2 separate regions of the Homo sapiens genome follow, and region 2 is linked to region 1. The links are chromatin contacts, found by Hi-C in ENCODE. All regions are on one chromosome and are shown on one strand. Each heading gives the region's core, a stretch centred on a gene start or an enhancer-like site at or near the end of the contact. The rest is flanking DNA. Distances are from core to core; before and after follow the strand shown. Region 1 overlaps EGF (epidermal growth factor). Region 2 holds the start of PANCR (PITX2 adjacent non-coding RNA).

Region 1 (2,860 bases), core at 94-2,593:
GCTCAACCCACCAAGTAGCTTGGACCACAGGCTTGCATCACTATGATTGGTTAGTTCTTGTTTGCTTGTTTGTTTTTAATTTTTTTTTTGTGGAGAACAGTGTTTCGCTATGTTGCCCAGGCTGTCTCAAACTCCTGGCCTCAAGTGATCCTCCTGCCTTGGCCTCCCAGAGTGTTGGGATTACAGGCATGAGCCACCACACCCAGCCCCATGCAGGTGTTCTAAGCTCCTGAGAGAGGCTGGAAGCTTTCTTCCTGCTTTGAAGGAAAGGAGACTTCCCAAAGTTGGAGATTAATAAACAACCTCTAGGCAAACATTTAAAAGTTCAGATCCTAAAGATTCATACTTAACTCTTTTGTATAGACATCCTGTCATTGACATACATATTATATCAAATACAACAGTTTTGCTTTTTATATAAGAATAAACTATATCAGAAAAGTCATCCTTTCTTTCCCAACTACCCACCATTTTTTCTTTCTCAGCTACTGCCACCCTAACATTTAGGGCCTCTCTTCCTCTCAATTTTACATTACTGCAAGAACAGCCTTACTCATTCCTGGATCCCATGTTTCCTCCGCGCCATGCCTAAACACCAGTGCCACATTATTCTCCCTCCAGCACAACGATGATAAACCCATCATTGCACCACTTTACTCAAATGCTGCCAGTGGCTCCCTGTTGCCTAGAACTTTGCTGTCCAACTTCCTAGCCTTCGCCATTTGAGAGTATTGAGTACCTGAAATGCATCTAGTTCATATTAAGAAGTGCTGTGAGTATAAAACACACATTAGAGTTTGAAGACTTAGTACCAAAATAAAAAAGAATATTAAATATCTCAATAATTTTTACACTGATATTAAAATGTTAATATTTTGGATATATTTGAATACATAAAATATTATTGCTAAAATTCATTTCACCTGTTTCATTTTACAGTTGTAATGTGGTTAGTAGAAACTTTGGGACAACACTGACTGTCTGACCCTCAGCCAGTTTCACTGGAGAAGTGAAACCTCAGTGACTAACCCTCAGATTTTAGTCTTCCGCAGAGGTAACCCAACCCATCTGTTACAGGCTGAAATGTGTCCCTGCCCCTCCAATTCATATGTTGAGCCCTAACTCCCAAAGTGACTGTATTTGAAGAAAGCATCTACCAAGAGGAAAGTAAGGTTACATGGGGTCATAAGGGTGGGGTCCTAATCCAATAGCATCGGTGTCCTTAAAAGAAGAGGAAGAAGAAAACAAAAGAGGAAGAGAAACTAGAGCGTTCTCTTGCTCTCTGTCTCCCTTTCTCTCTCTCTCCACATCAAAGAGGGAAGGCCATATGAGAACACAGTGAGCAGGTGGCCATCTGCAAGCCAGGAAGAGATCCTTCACCCAAAACCAAATCAGCCAGCACCTTGATCTAGGACTTCGAGCCTCCAGAACCATGAGAGGATATATTTCTGTTGCTTAGGCCATCCAGTCTAGGATATTTTGTTATGGCATACACTACCTTATCAGCCTTAGTTTCTGTTCTTCCCCTCATATAACCTAAACTTAGTGCTCAACTAGGCTACTCTCTACCCTTAATGGCAGTCATGTGATCTGTTCATGCCTGGACTCCTCCCATCCCTTCACATTTCTGCAAATGAAATTACTTATCCCCCATGCTCCTTCCAAAATGACACTTCCTCCCTGAAATCTTTCCCAATACCTCAAACAAATATTTCTCCCAGTTCTGAACTTTCATTGTGGTTTTTACTTCTCTTATGATGTGCACTCTTCTTCATCACTGATCACAGTTATATTTCTTTTAGGTCACGTTTTCCTTGCAATCAAAGACTACCTTCCTCATCCTGATATTTCTCAGGGTTTCCAGTACTGTGGCCTTATTCTTAATAGGGGCCAATTAAATATTTAACACATTGAATTGCTATCCCAGATGGCCCAAACTGACTCTTTTATGAGTTCCTGATATAATTTCAATAAACTATCACCTTGAGAGAAAGAGAGAGCTTTTCCAAAGCAAAGACAAAGAAGTATGCTTGACCAAGAAACTCAACTACTCTTAATAATAATAAGGATAAAATTTTACATAGCACTTTTTATGTGCCAGACAAGGTTCGAAGTATTATAACTACATATATATATGGGGCGGGGAGAGAGAGTAAGAGTGAGCTGGGGGAGAGAGAATAGAGGAGCAAGCCCACTGCTTTCATGGAGTTTGAGGACTCCGTGCCAACCATGCAGGCAGGGTGAGCACACCCCATTGCGTGCTCGATACTGGAAGGAGATGAGTTAGTAACAGTGTGAGAAACCAGAGCCTAACGAGTTTAAACATCCAAGAAGAGATACCTTCCTTTCTCTTCAAAGGAAATTAAATATGAAATCAGCTTGTCTAAATTATCTATGGGCCTGCTTAATTAGAGCAGTGACATTTTCCTGACTGACAGCCAAATATGTGCTTAAAAGAGTGTTTACAGATGTCTGTGGATTCCACAAAACTAATCCAATAAAGGTCTGATTTAAATCAACCAGATTCAAAAGATTGATAGTTATGATTGATATTTCATCTTTAACCTTAGCAAGTGGGAGAAAGCAGTATCATTTGAGCTTCTTATCAGTTTCTTAGGTTTTCAGAAGGAGGGAAAGAAAATACTGAAAGAGAAGTTTTAAAGCGCTGTAAAACTTCAGATAATCACTTCACCGTGCCTCAGACGGCTTCAGGCAGGTTTTCACTTGTACGTGATGCGATGCTACTGACACCTGGAAACGTATGAGACATCCACGACGCGAACTCCCAATCCAACGTGCCACACCCAGACCTTGCCAGAGGACGGGGATTACGAAAGAGGGTTGAATCATTCTTTACTTG
Region 2 (2,860 bases), core at 163-2,662, 620 kb before region 1:
TTCCAAATCCTTTGGAGACATTAAAAGAAACAAAGATGATTTCTAATAACTACAGCCCTTCAGTTTCTCAAAGAACTCAGGGGTTGAGAGGTTAGAGTGGAGTTTCCTGAGTCTTGTCGAGCAATATGTAGTTGAGGCAAAGGTCATGCTCCCGGTGTTTTGTTTTAAATAATATTGACCCATTAATTCTAAACCTGCTTGTTCCTGAAATTATACAGGATTATAGTTTGCAAACTGCAGGACAATGAAGCAAATCAAGATGAATTACAGCCCTGGCCCTCCCTGCCATCCTCTGACATCTAAACAGGGAATGAGTTCGGTGTGAGTGTTTAAATGAACTTTAAGCACCCGATCCTTCTTTATCCGCGATTTTCAGCTTTAAAAAAATGTGAAATTTGATTTCATAACAAATAGAAACAAATACCACTTAGTCCCAGAGAATTCATCCTCATGGCGCTAGGAGGGTCGTTGTGGAGGTGGGGGGAGGGATGTGCTGAGATCTTTTGTTATGCTTGTCAACCCCCCGCACAACCAAAGTGGGCGAGAACAAACACCACGCTGGGGAACTTAGAGCAAAAAGTAACCGCCGATTTTCTGGAGCCGACAATATCATTGTTTTTTCGCCTTAGTTGCTTTCATCTGAATGAAACTTTACCTAGAAGCTTTTGGAGCTCGAACACTGAGTCTTTGTTCTGCAAGAAACTGCTGCTGCCACTTAAAGAGATCGCAGATAATGTCCCCGATTTAAGATCAGTGCTCAACGCACACTTTCTTTCTTTTTAAAGCTCTGCCTCCGACTTGCGGAGGGATCACGCAGCAGTGGGGGGCAGATAAAAGCCCTTTGGACGAGGGTCACCTCCCACCATGTTGTTCACTTGAGAGCAGTGGAGAGGAAAACGGTCCCCACGGGCGGACTTTGGCTTCTGGAGCCGCAGGGCCCAGCGGTCCCGGCCTCTCCGCCTCTCAGCCTGGTAGGGGGCGGGGAGGGCCAAAGGGCGGAGGGGAAGGAAGGAGCTAGAAGAGGGGATTTGGGGATGGGGGCTGGAAGCGCTAACGAGACCTGCCCGGAGGATTTAGGTCTCCTGCAGGTTGGTGAGTGATTTGGGAGCTCTGGGTAAAAGAGGTGTACCTCGGCCTAGTTTGGTTGCTGAACTAGAACAACGCGAGGACATCAATCAATCTGCAGGAAACAAAAAATGGAAGTCGAGGTTTAGGAAGAGTTGTCACTTCCCCGACTTGAGTGGTGCAGGCTGGGGGCGGAGACTTGGGACCTAAGAGAGGCCATTTCTCTCACCTCAGCTCCCTTCCCTTGGACTTCCAAAAGGAATAATTTTACTCTCTCCTCCGTTCTCCCCACAACTCTCATCCCCGCTAGCCCGCAGGCCGCCTGCCCCTTTCCGCACCTCCTTTTCCCATCCAGCGAGAGAAACCTAGCTCCCAGAGCCGGTGCAGTCAGTCCCCTCGCCCCTCCCGCCCCTGCACGGGTCCCCCTCTAGCCGTCGCTGCAACCACCACCTCGGTTCCACTCAACCGATTTTTGCTGCATGTCAACACTTATTACCGGTGAGTGTGAGGGTATTTTTTCTCCTTCTCTAGGTCTCTTAATGATTTCTGAGCTAGTTGTGTATTAAAGTGCTTAAAGGAACCTTTAACATAATCTATAGCATGAGCACCAACCTTCCCCGCTTGGGTTCAAAAATGGCGAGCTCGAGGTTGGGCCCGGAGGCGCCCAGGCCTCACTGGCCTCAGCGCACTGCCGCCGTGCTCCTTGAGCGCTCAGAGGTTCGCCAGGCCTGGGGCAGGAACCCCGCGCAGACGATCCGCCGTCTGGGGGCTTTCTCCCCGCCACCCCCTTCCATCCCTCACCTGTTACTAGCAGGCACCTTTTCTTCTCTCGGTATCTTTGGCCTATCCTCGGGTTTTGTTTTATTAAAAAAAAAAAAAAAAAGTAAACCTCTTTAAAAATTTCCAAGGCCCCAAAGTCTTCATTCCGCTAATACCGATTTCAGATTAGTGGAGACCTGGGAAAAGGTGTATACAGCCCATGATTGTCTCTCCTTCCTCCCAATTCCTAAATCTGAGTTTTAGTGTTTACGACTTGGTTAGAAATTTAATTTTTAAAAACATGTTGGAGAGCCTGGGCCGAGTAAGTAGTTTGATTAGAAGGCAAATTCTCTTCGCCTCCTTGCCCTGCTTTTTCCCTCACCCCCACCCCCTTTCTATTAGATGCTGAAGCCGGGGGGTGTAGGGGTGGGGGTTAGGAGTGTAACAAAAAAATTAATGGGACAATATAAACAGCGTCTTAAAAGTCCTAATATTCCTCGAAAGCCGTATAAATTAACCCTGTGAAGAGTGAGCCCTTTTAAGGCGAGTCTATAAAAATCCAGCGTGATCTCGAAGGAGGACGACCCTTCCCCCAATCCCTGTCGCGAATGTGACCAAACAAAGGTCTGTCCTGCAATCCACATCCTAATCCACGGATGCCCCCGCCGCCGTCGCCGGGACTCCCCAGCCTCCAGCCGCCCTTAGTGGACGGAGCTACCCTGGGAGTCCCTGGCTCCGCGACTTAACTTTTTTAGAGAGGGGGAAAAAAGGAGGGGGTGTAATTAGATCAGAGGCCTTTATGAATATAGACTCCCTATTGATTGATTTATAAACCCCCTGAGGAACTGCAGTTAATCTAAGCACACCGGGAAGCAAGAAACGTGGTTGACTGAAGAAGTCTGGAAGTAAACGAGAGGAATTTCTGGTAGCAGATTTTCAGAAGGAATTTTTTTAAAAATAGCTTTTCTTCCCCAGGTTCCCAAACATTTCATTAACTGAACTTGAGAAAATGGTAATTCGAGTTTTTTTTTTTAAG

Evidence for each region. A loop is a pair of places that touch in the nucleus more often than their neighbours do. Pooled maps may share reads with other maps.
Region 2: a loop to region 1 is called in a map with no recorded cell type, with 5 times the contacts of the local background. The contact joins the promoter of PANCR here to the enhancer-like site in region 1. A Hi-C loop is called at or near these places in 1 of 168 maps with a recorded cell type or tissue (HCT116), 13 of 37 single-sample maps with no recorded cell type and 4 of 50 pooled maps.

Annotation. Positions count from the first base shown.
Region 1 is chr4:109,989,219-109,992,078 of GRCh38, reverse strand. The region is part of intron 18 of EGF (epidermal growth factor); the gene reads right to left. Among named protein-coding and RNA genes, the nearest start is that of EGF, 78 kb to the right of the region's middle. RefSeq lists a silencer at 2,832-2,860 and an enhancer at 2,158-2,860. Within about 2 kb of position 1,343, at least 4 of the 41 ENCODE cell types and tissues checked have a DNase peak (open chromatin) inside an H3K27ac peak, as active enhancers do.
Region 2 is chr4:110,614,010-110,616,869 of GRCh38, reverse strand. PANCR (PITX2 adjacent non-coding RNA) reads left to right here and starts at 1,412. Exons shown (of 2, transcript NR_147203.1): 1 at 1,412-1,563. RefSeq lists an enhancer at 151-809.